2 separate regions of the Mus musculus genome follow, and region 2 is linked to region 1. Evidence: chromatin contacts called from ENCODE POLR2A ChIA-PET data. All regions are on one chromosome and are shown on one strand. Each heading gives the region's core, a stretch centred on a gene start or an enhancer-like site at or near the end of the contact. The rest is flanking DNA. Distances are from core to core; before and after follow the strand shown.

What was found. ChIA-PET counts read pairs that join two places held with the same protein, here RNA polymerase II (POLR2A).
Region 2: POLR2A ChIA-PET joins it to region 1 with 12 read pairs in Patski. The contact joins the promoter of Dync1i2 here to the promoter of Slc25a12 in region 1. POLR2A ChIA-PET finds 5 or more read pairs at or near these places in 2 of 5 experiments (Patski and embryonic stem cell).

Annotation. Positions count from the first base shown.
Region 1 is chr2:71,364,962-71,370,567 of GRCm38, forward strand. It overlaps Slc25a12 (solute carrier family 25 (mitochondrial carrier, Aralar), member 12), which reads right to left and starts at 2,794. Exons shown (of 18, transcript NM_172436.4): 1 at 2,552-2,794; 2 at 1,566-1,619. The coding sequence starts at 2,563.
Region 2 is chr2:71,208,533-71,214,138 of GRCm38, forward strand. It overlaps Dync1i2 (dynein cytoplasmic 1 intermediate chain 2), which reads left to right and starts at 3,414. Exons shown (of 16, transcript NM_010064.4): 1 at 3,414-3,542.

The DNA of each region.
Region 1 (5,606 bases), core at 1,544-4,043:
CAGGGCTAAAGCAAGGTAGAGAAACACTTTATCCCTGACCTTTACCAATTCTCTTTCATAAACTACACTGTGTGTGGTCACCTATGCAGCCTCCTCCTCCCCACCAGGCCTGAGGAAACTACCTGTCCCGGATGGAAGTGCTATCCAGCTTAGACTCATTAGCAGACGCTAGAATCTGTTCCTAAGATAGAATCACAGACTTTTGGAATGGAAAGCAACCTTGAAGGTCACCTTTCATTTTACAGTGGAAAATAATACCCAGAAGGAGCCTGCCCGAGGTTAACAGTCTACAGAGACTCCACAGCCAGAATACAAGATTCTAAAAAACAGCTCTTCCAAGAAAAACATAACTTTTAGTAAAATACCTTAGGAATTTAAGAAAGCAAAGGCAAAAAACTAGGCGTAGTCAGGTGACTGATTCTAAAAGCTTAACATAAGTAAGGTATTTTAAGGTCAATCCTTACAAGACTTCCGGTTTTGTTTTGTTTTTGTTTGTTTGTTTTGGGTTTTTTTTTTTTTTTTGGTATTTTCGAGACAGGGTTTCTCTGTGTAGCCCTGGCTGTCCTGGAACTCACTCTGTATAGACCAGGCAGGCTTTGAACTCAGAAATCCGCCTGCCTCTGCCTCCCAAGTGCTGGGATTAAAGGCGTGTGTCACCACCGCCCGGCAAGACTTCCGTTTTTTTAACGTGTGTATGTTTATGCACCACATGCATGTGATGTGATGTCCTCAGAGGCTAGAAGTAGATGACAGATTCCCTGGAATTGGACTGCAGATGGCTGAGTGCTGCCATATGGGTGCTGGGAATCCAACCCAGGTCTTCTAGAACAGTGCTCTTAACTGCAGAGCCATCTCTCCCCACCCCTTTTTAAAAAATAATTTATTATTATAAGGAGCAGATGTGTGAGCACTGGTGCATATGCACAGATATATGAAAGTCAGAGGACAACTTTATATAGTTAGTTCTCTCCTTCGATATTTATATGGGTTCTGGGTAAAGCACCTTTATCCACTGAGTCATCTTACCAGCCTCCTTACAAAAGAATCTAAAGCAAACATGTTGTACCAACCCCTACCCCCATCCCCATCTATGGTTGCAATAAGTGGGAGGAGAAAGCGCAACTACAATAGTCATAAATTATCTGTGCAACAAATGTCATAGACATTTATGAGAAGGAAAATTTTATAAGTCATCCTAAGTCATGCAAACAAAAAGAGCAACTCCAGGAAAACCTCATATCAATCCCCAATAGAAAGAAAAATTTTCCAATCCGTTCTTACTAAGAGTACAAACGGCCGGGTATAGAGCCAATCGCAGCCCTCAGGAGGCAGAGGCAGGTAGATCCTCCGAGTTCCAGGACAGCCTGGTCTACAAAGCAAGTTCCAGGACAGCCAGAGCTACACAAGGAAAATCTGTCTCAAAAAAAAACCAAAACAAACCAAGTACAAAGGACATCCTCCACTCATGTTTGTGAGAAGAGCATTTCTCAAAGTTAGAGAGCTTAAAGAGGAATAACGATCATGTTCTTCCCATTCTTTCCCTGATGTAAAATTCTTTCACTTACCTGGAGGAATATGTTTCTCAGCTCATGAGGATCACCTCGTTTGGTTGTATGCACCTGAGGGGGGGGGGGGAATGACTGGTTAATGCTTAGCTAGAAACCACATAATCTCTTTAGATTATAGTTTACATCTGCTAACAACTCATTTATCTTTCATAAGGTCATTTAGTCTAAAAACAAACCCAAAGCTTAATTGCTGATAACACCTGTCAAACCGGAGATCTACGGCTAAGGGGTGGGAGAAAAGGGTGTGAATAGTGCAAGATAGAGCAAATTACAGACGGCACTTCCTGTGAACTGGAAAGGGAAACCAATGTAATCGTTTACTTTATTCCACAACTACTAGCAATACAGTAGCAACCACCAAGCTACAAATCCTGAGAGCCTCAAGAGAGGAGCAACAGGAGATGTAAAACAGCCAAATTAATAGCCGGGCCTAGCAGCCTTTCTTGTGGAAAGCAGAAACAGTACATCGTCATCTTGGCGACCCTTTCTCCATCTGACCTAAACCTTGAGAGCTGCCACAATACGGATACTTTCGACATCTGACAACCTGCCAGGCAAATGTCAACCAGTGCCCTGGGCTGTATTGTGGCCCCAAATGACAACACCCACCCCCTCCCCCACCGCGGATGCCCTGGGTATCCCCGGTTCTCCTGCCCGCTGACTCTCAGTCCCTCTCTGATGCTCTCCAACTCTGTGCTCGCAATCCCATGTACCTAGGACAAAACACTACTCTTTTCCTCCTCCCGACCATGGTCCTCAGGAGCCCCTCCAACTCACGATCCCTCCTCCTTCCCCTCCCCCAGCCGGGCATCCTCTTCGCTCCGGTCCAAGCCCAGCACAGCTCTCCACCCGCAATCTAGAGCCCCGGGACGCACTGGCTAAGAACCAGGCAAAGAAAGCAACGGAAAGAGGCGGGGGGCTGCACTCGGGGCCCTTGGAACGTCTCTTATGCAATAAAAGCAGCAGCAGAGAGTTGGAGTCACCTTGACCGCCATGCTGTGCTCGGAAGCCGGGAACGAGCGAGTGAGCGAGCTGGGCCGAGCTGTCAGGGCGCGCGCGCGCCACGGCCCGGGGCCGCGCCCGCGCTCCCTCCTGTCGCAGCGCCGCGCCCGTCTATATGCAAATGAGCTAGAGCGCGTCGGTGGTGCGCACCGAGTGGCCTTGGTTGATCCATCAGCGGGCCGGCGGGGCAGTCGCACCTCTTGCGGGGGACACCAGAGCTCCGGTCGCCGGATTCCAACGCGCAGTGTGAGCAGAGGCTCCTCTGGGCCAGCCCCAAGTCCCAAGGCCTGGCAGTGGGTGTGGCTTTGGGCACCGGCTTCAGCCAAAGTCGGTTCCCTCTTGGGGCTTAAAGGAACACTTGGGGCCTGTATTGAGCAAGGTTGGAAGCATATGAGAGCTTGTCCCATTAATAATGAGTTTATGACAACCAGTGACAAATATTGATAAGGAAAATGATTAGTTAGGTTTTTTAAAGGGAAAACCTAAGTAAACATAACTTCAGAAATATGCTCCTGAATTAACATTCCTTGGGATATCCCTAATGGTTTATTAATAGATTCGCTTCACTCTCTTAACCACCCAAATTCTTTGTACAATGTATATAGAAAACAACTTTATTTATCTTGGAGCTGGTACTTGCTATGCTGACTTTCTCTTCTACAGGAAACAATTCCTCTGTGAATTCCCAGCCCTGCCTTAAGCTAAATTAATGTCTCTAAAACTGAGGCTTGCCATTAAGATATGTGAGGGCCAGGCAAGTAGCTTAAGTTGCTGGAGTGCCTAACTAACATGCTGGAAGTCCCGGGTTCTATGCCCAGTAGCACATAAACTCTATCTTGGCGAAGTAGTATCCGACTGTAATCCCCAGGCTTGAGAAATGGAGGCAGGATAATCGGAATGTCATCCTCGGCTGCATAAGAGTTAGAGGCCAGCCTGGATGCATAAGACGCGTCTTCAAAGAAAAGAAAAACGAAAGGAATAGAGGAGAAGTAAGAAAGGGGAAGGGAGGGAGGCGGGGGGGGGGGGGTGTGTGGAGGGGGAAGAGGGGTGCGGATCCGAGGTGATAGCTCAGTCTGAGGCTCCTCAGAACTCATTAAAGGTAGAAAGATAATCAACACCTATTTTCCACATTTCATCTAAGCACTAAGGTGAATAAAATTAAAAATTGTTAAAAAAAAAAAAAGAAGGGGAGAAAAGATCCTATTAGTTCTCATATTGATATTCACCCAAATATTTACTAAAATCCTCCATGTGCTAGACATGGTCCTATTTGTAAAGTGTGGATATAAATACACATATATGCATATGAAGTATGTGTATAAGTAGTTATTTATTGCAAAGACCTTCTTTGCCACCATTATCATAGACCATTTTAAGTTATAAAACTAAATAGCAATCCTACATATTGTAGATATCATACCCTTGGCTCAATCATACTTAAATGTTGCAATATTTGATTATCCCTGGGTTATTACAAGAAAATTTGTAACAAGCTGATGATGTCTCCTGTAGTAGTATATTGCCTTTATTCCCACCCACCAGTTATAGGCTTCGTGTGCTCACTTTTCAATATCTTTGAGACCAGGCAAGGGGATAAGTCTTTTTAAAAGAAACATGGTTGACTTGTTTAAAACTGATCATTAGTGCACTCGACATGGGTTTTGTGAGAGGGAAGGAAGTGATGAGATTTCTTGTCATTATAGTATTAAAATTAAATCTACTTAATTCATAAAATCATATACATGCCATGAATACTTGTGTCTATCAATAAATATGTGCTATTTGAAAATATCAGAGCCCAGTAAAAGCCAGACATTTAGCGATTGTGTTTACCCAGGACCTCAACCATATTTGGTTTTTTTTTTTTTTTTTTTTTTTTGGTTATTGTTTAGTTGGTTGCCTTTTGTTTATTTGTTTTGAGACAGGGTTTCTCTGTGTAGCCCTGGCTGTCCTGGAACTTGCTCTGTGGGCCAGGGTACCCTCAAACTCACAGAGACCCACCTTGCCTCTCTATCCAGAGTGTTGGGATTAAGGGGAGCATAACTACATCCAACTACTATTTTCTTTCTTTCTTTCTTTTTAAGATTTTATTTATTTATTTTATGTATATGAGTAAAGTAGCTGTCTCCACACATACCAGATAAGGGGATTGGATCCCATTACAGATGGTTGTGAGCCATAATGTTGTTGCTAATTGAACTCAGGACCTCTGGAAGAGCAGTCAGTGCTCTTAGCCACTGAGCCATCTCTCCAGCCCTTATTTTCTTTCTTAAGTGAGACATGCTCCTTTAAATTAAAAAAGGGGGGGGGGGGGCGTAAATAGTGATGGAAAACCAGGTTCCCATATGTGAGTGACTGCTGGGCCTTTATCTTTTGCCATGCACAAAAACTTCCCTCAAAATGTATTTTTAAAGGGGAAACATAAGATCTACAGCCATAAAACTCCCAGAAGGAAACGCATGGAACGGGGAGCTCTCTGACACTGCCTCAGGTAGTAACAATCACACCAAAGCCAAAGCTCGGGTCACAAGTGAGACTGCATCAAACTAAAGTGCTTCTGTGCAGCAAAGTGAAGAACAAAATGAAGAGGGCAGCCTACAGGTTGGGAAAAATATTTTTAAATTATTAACATCCGAGAGTCATATTGAGAAAACTTATACAACACAGTAGTAAATATCCTCTAATCAGTGAATGAAAGATTTGAAGAGACAATTGCTCTAAAAATGATATAAAAAAATGGTCAAGGCGTCGGGTGGTGGTGGCACACGCCTTTAATCCCAGCACTCGGGAGGCAGAGGCAGGCAGATTTCTGAGTTCGAGGCCAGCCTGGTCTACAAAGTGAGTTCCAGGACAGCCAGGGATACACAGAGAAACCCTGTCTCAAAAGAAACAAAACAAAACAAAACAAAAATGGCCAATAGGTATCCAAAAAAGAAGCTCAAGATTGTTTATCACCAGAGAAAGAGCAAATACTGTGACCTGTCACTCCCAACCCCCCCGCCCCAAGACTGTTATCAAGAAAAGAAAAAAAATGCT
Region 2 (5,606 bases), core at 2,164-4,663, 160 kb before region 1:
GATACCTAAGTGTGTGTTACCTGCACCAGATCACGGCATGAATCTGCACCAGCACCCTGTGCCCCTTTCTTTCTTCTTTTTTTTCCTCTTTCTCTCTTTCTTTCTTTCTTTCTTTCTTTCTTTCTTTCTTTCTTTCTTTCTTTCTTTCTTTCTTTCTTCCTTCCTTCCTTCCTTCCTTCCTTCCTTCCTTCCCTCCCTCCCTCCCTCCCTCCCTCCCTCCCTCCCTCCCTCCCTCCCTCCTTTCTTTCTTTCTTTCTTTCTTTCTTCCCCCCAGGTGTCTATTTTATTGGGATTTGAGTTTCACTGTAAAACTCCCAAGGGAAAGAGTTTTTTGATGTCTGAGAGGTCTCCTTTTTCACAACATACAGAAGTCATGAAACCATATGTCCATGGCAGATCAGATGGGAAGAGCTGGGGCTGGGGAACCACATGACAGTTTCAGGTGACTACAGTTATGTGAGGTGCAGCCCAACGTCACCGGACTTTCTGTTTATTCTCGATGAGCTGCAGCATCAGCAGCCACTCACAGGGCTCTGTTAGACACAGTGGGGACTCCAAGGGAGCCTGAAGATTGCAGACAGCAGAGACCATACCATAGGGCAATGCACACAGCCTGGCTCATCAATGGATTTGATGTGAGAACTTTGCCCATTTATGAAGACACTCCCCAAATTCCTGCTGAGTGAGTTTCCAGCAGCTTTGGGGCATTTTCTCCTGGCAATCGGTCCAGGTTTTGTTGCTGTCTTACATGTTGTATTTCTGTCTTCTAAATACATTTACAAGTCTTCAGGCCCCAGCTGAGCAATCACAAGGCAAACACTCCAACACTAATTGACAAGATCTGGCTTGGTCATTCTTTTCTCTCTCTCTCTCTCTCTCTCTCTCTCTCTCTCTCTCTCTCTCTCTCTCTCTCCTTCCTTTCCTTTTGCTTTTTAAAGGGAAATGGCTGAGAAGACTTTTCTTTTCCCCTCTGTACGGAATAAGAAACAGGAAGTGGTATTCTTGCCCAGGCTATCTTAGTCATCGGACTGGGGCAATTGTCCCTCTTCTCTGAAGCTGTCCCTGACACCAGTATATAATTCCTAACATCAGAAAATGAGCCCATGGTGTCATTGTCAAGCTTTGACAACAAACATGGCCGGACATCAGAACTCTAGATTGGCCTTCACGGTCTGTGAGTGACTGATCTCAGTCTAGGCTTGGATATATATGACTTTGCTCTTCCTGTGGCTTCAATCCTCAGTTTTAATTTTAGCCCACAGCCATTCTGAATTATTTGTTGATTCTCTACTATGCTCTACGCTCTCATCTTTGTACTTTAACCCTATTTTCCTCCTCCTCTTCCTCCTCTCCCTCTGTCTCCCTCTCCCTCTCTCCCTCCCTCCCCCCTCCTCCTCCTCCTCCTCCTCCTCCTCCTTCTTCTTCTTCTTCTACTCCTTCTCCTTCTCCTTCTCCTTCTCCTTCTCCTTCTCCTTCTCCTTCTCCTTCTCTTTCTCCTTCTCCTTCTCCTTCTCCTTTTTCTTCTTCTTCTTCTTCTTCTTCTTCTTCTTCTTCTTCTTCTTCTTCTTCTTCTTCTTCTTCTTCTTCTTTTTCAGTACCATGGTACTTTTCTGAATCTTGTTTTCATGATTAATTTTTTCTTTCTTTTTCCCTGGCTGTCCTGGAACTCACTCTGTAGACCAGGCTGGCCTCAAACTCAGAAATCTGCCTGCCTCTGCCTCCCAAGTGCTGCGATCAAAGGTGTGTGCTACCACTGCCCAGCCATGATTGATTTCTAATCAACTTTCCAAAATCAAAGACTCGTACCTGGAAGCATCTCTTAATGAAAGTATTTTTTTTCTTACCTACCTATTTCTATGACTTAGTTACACAATCTCATCTTAACAGTTGATGGAACTGAGAACCCAGTGTTTCTCCGTTGAGAAGAGGAAAGTTTGTTTCAGCTCTGAGAGTGTGCAGCTCCATTCCTGGTACATGATGAATGGCTACTCATAACAATTTTCAAGTGACTAAACAAAAACTATTTGGAAAGAAGGAAACAAAGTCTGCATAACTAAACGCTCTTTGAAATTTTAAAGCTTCAAATTTGAGATCAATATTAAACTTAAACAATGTTCTTCCTGTCAGTTTTCTAGAAGATAAGAAAGTAATGCTTTGGTATTACCTTTAATATTTAGCAAATAACGCTTTAATACTTGGCAAATAATGCTTCAGATTATTCAAATAAATTCTTCAAGCCACATGCATCAGCCCATGCACTTCTGGTAAATTCTTATTTCAATTATTTTCTTTATATTAAAAATCTAACCAGATCCAATAGTATAAAATGCTTTCTTACCAAACACACTTTTTGGAGGAAACTATTCTGTTATAAAATACTAGAAATTATTTTTATGCTAATTATTTTTTTGTTTTGTTTTGTTTTGTTTTGTTTTTAGAGACAGGGTTTCTCTGTATAGCCCTGGTTGTCCTGGAACTCACTTTGTAGACCAGGCTGGCCTTGAACTAAGAAATCCGCCTGCCTCTGCCACTGTCTCCGGAGTGCTGGGATTAAAGGCGTGCGCCACCATGCCCTGCTTAAATTAATATATTTTTATTTAAAGATTTATTTATTTTATTTATACAAGAACACTGTAGCTATCTTCAGACACACCAGAAGAGGGCATCAGATCTCATTACAGATGGTTGTGAGTCACCAATGTGGTCGCTGGGAATTGAACTCAGGACCTCTGGAAGAGCAGCCAGTGCTCTTAACAGTTGAGCCATCTCTCCAGCCCCAATATATGTTTATTTTTGATCTTGTGTCACATGCTACAAGAATCCTCAATAATCCATGGCCCCTGCAAATCAATCTACGAGCACATGCCTATAAATAAACTTCTTAAAATGCCCTTTTCTCAGGTTCATTATGGAAAAACAGGACTTAAGATTTTGTTAATGTTGGGCCACAGACCTTAAGCAGCACATGCTGCATTGTAATCATTGTTCCACGGAAGAAAACACCTTCAATACAAACTCTGGAATGTTCTCATTAGCATTTTAAGGGCAGAAAGATGGCCTTGGTGCTGGGGACAGGAAAGCTAAGACTGACTACATATCCCAGCATTCCTTGCCTCTAGTGGGACCACAACTCCCACAGAGCTTCGCTCGCCCAGGCAGGGCGCCTGGTTGCCGGGACTTGAAGTTCTCTGGAGGTATTGAGGGCTCCGCCCCAGGATGTGAGGTGTGGTTGTCCAGCTTTTGCCAAAGCGGAAACGCTTCGGGCCCCGGGCCGGTGTATCTGTTTCAACCGGGAGATTCTGTTTTACAAAAGGTAAGTCACGGAGAGGCCGCCCCTCTGCGCTGGGCGGCAAAGACTCTGATTCTGTGTGAGACCGCGTCTCGGCGCAGCCATTTGTCCCTCGGCTCTCGCCGTAGCGGCCGCCGCCCATCCCTCTTTGTGTGCTTGGGACGCCGCGGATCTGCGGCGGCGACAGTTGGAGAGGGACGTTCCCGGGAAGTTACCGGCCAGAGAAAGCGATCTCCACTCCGCCACCTGACAGGTCGGTCGGCCGCGCTTCCTTCAAGTCCCTTTTGCCTCTGATGGCCGCTTTGGAGCTCGTAGGGCCGCCCGGCCGATATTCTGACAGCGCCGGCCCGGGTGACTCAAAGCGGCCTGGGGAGGCCACCAGGGCCCTTGGCAACCCTTCGGGACCCTCCGCAGGCGGCCTGGACCCTCGGGATTTGTCCTGCACCCGTCTGGTGGACCTCGGACACACCCCAGCCCGGACCGCACCCTCTTGGCCTTAAGCCTAGGGAGAAAGTAATTCCTTAAGCTTTGCTTGGTTTTTATTAATAAAGATCACTACTACTTGGGTCAGTAGCAATGACCAGGCACCTAGCGTGTGTGTTGGAGGTCTCTGAACACTGTGATTGTAAACATCATTCTAGACACTTTCCTTTTTCCGGAGTTTTAAGAAAATGAACCTGTCAGTCACGGAGCAGAGGCCCTGACCTGTCTGATAATGAGGGAGCTAACTGATCGCCCGTGCTTCAGCGGGACAAAATAGTTAGAGTTGAAGGAAGAAGTATTTCTTCAAACTAGATTCCAGGCAGTATTGGTATATTGTTGACAATTGGTCCTAAACAGAAAATAATATGTATTATTTATCATACATAATACAAAAAAAAATCATACAGAGTGATGTGTATGGAAACTTTCTTCAACAGCCCTTACAGTATGAAGCTTTTTAGAGACCTGAAAAGAGTGGGTGAAGAAACACGAGCTTTGCTTTGCGAGTTTGTTCAAATGACTTGGTTGGGAGTATATATAAGAGTGTATATTCTAGCTGCATATGTATCAAAAGATGGCCTAGTCGGCCATCACTGGAAAGAGAGGCCCATTGGATACGCAAACATTGTATGCCCCAGTACAGGGGAACGCCAGGGCCAAAAAGGGGGAGTGGGTGGGTAGGGGAGTGGGGGTGGGTGGGTATGGGGGACTTTTGGTATAGCATTGGAAATGTAAATGAGCTAAATACCTAATAAAAAATGGAAAAAAAAGTGTATATTAAAGGGATTTCCTGTTACTTGCTCACTAGTTTTTGCCCACTGTCCTGTCTTTCTGAAGTACGCTACCAAGAATTCTCCCTTTTTCATTTACATAGAAGAATGTTTTTCATTTTCATAGATGAATTTTTCCTCCTTACCAAATTTGCCCTTAATCCAACTTTATTGTGATCCTAAGAGATTCCTAGACTTTTCAAGAGGTTATTAACCCAGTTTCCTTAATCAAAAGCATTTAATCCTGCAGTTGTATGGAGAGAGACACTGACAAAGGTTGAACCAGTAATGTAGAGAAGGTAACAAGGTCCTGGCTCCTACCTTACATTGAGTCCCTAGGTTACCTTTCCAGTTCAGAAAGCTCCTCGTTCCTCCCTCCCTCCTGCATAACAGTCAGTATGAGGACACGCTTGTGTTCGTAATCCCATCTACTTTGCAGATGGATCGTTTAGCAGCTGTGAGCTCAGTGTTAAGGTTGCTATGCTGTGAAGGTAACAAAAACCATAAAAACACAGCCCCCAACTCATCCAGATGACTATCTACCATGGAACATTTCAGGCCCATATAGATAATCATAAGAATGCCACAAGAAGGTGTTAGGTGGAAATATACTGTTTGATTGATTGTCATGGAACATCTATAGAATTTAAAAGAATTTTTAGGAACTTCCTGTTTAGCTATTCAGTGTTTTATTAAGTTTCTGGGAACAAAACACAGACATCTCTGGTAATAGTTTTGGTTTCATAGCTGAAGACATAAGCATTCTTTAAAAGCCTGTCTTGCCCTGTATGGCCCAGGCTGCCTGGAACTCAGAATCTTTGTGCCTCCCTCCTAGAGAGCCCAGATTACAGGTGTGAACTATCATACTCGTCTAGAACTTAAAACCAACAGTGTCGTTTGTTTTAAGCATTAGTTATGACTTTTATTATCTAGTACTCAAATACAGAGACATCAGAAAACATGGAATCTGGGTGTGCTGGCTAACTCTGGCACACCAGAGTCTGAGATAGGAGAATCGCCATGAGGACATCCTGGGCTACATTATGATTTCAAGGCCAACCTGG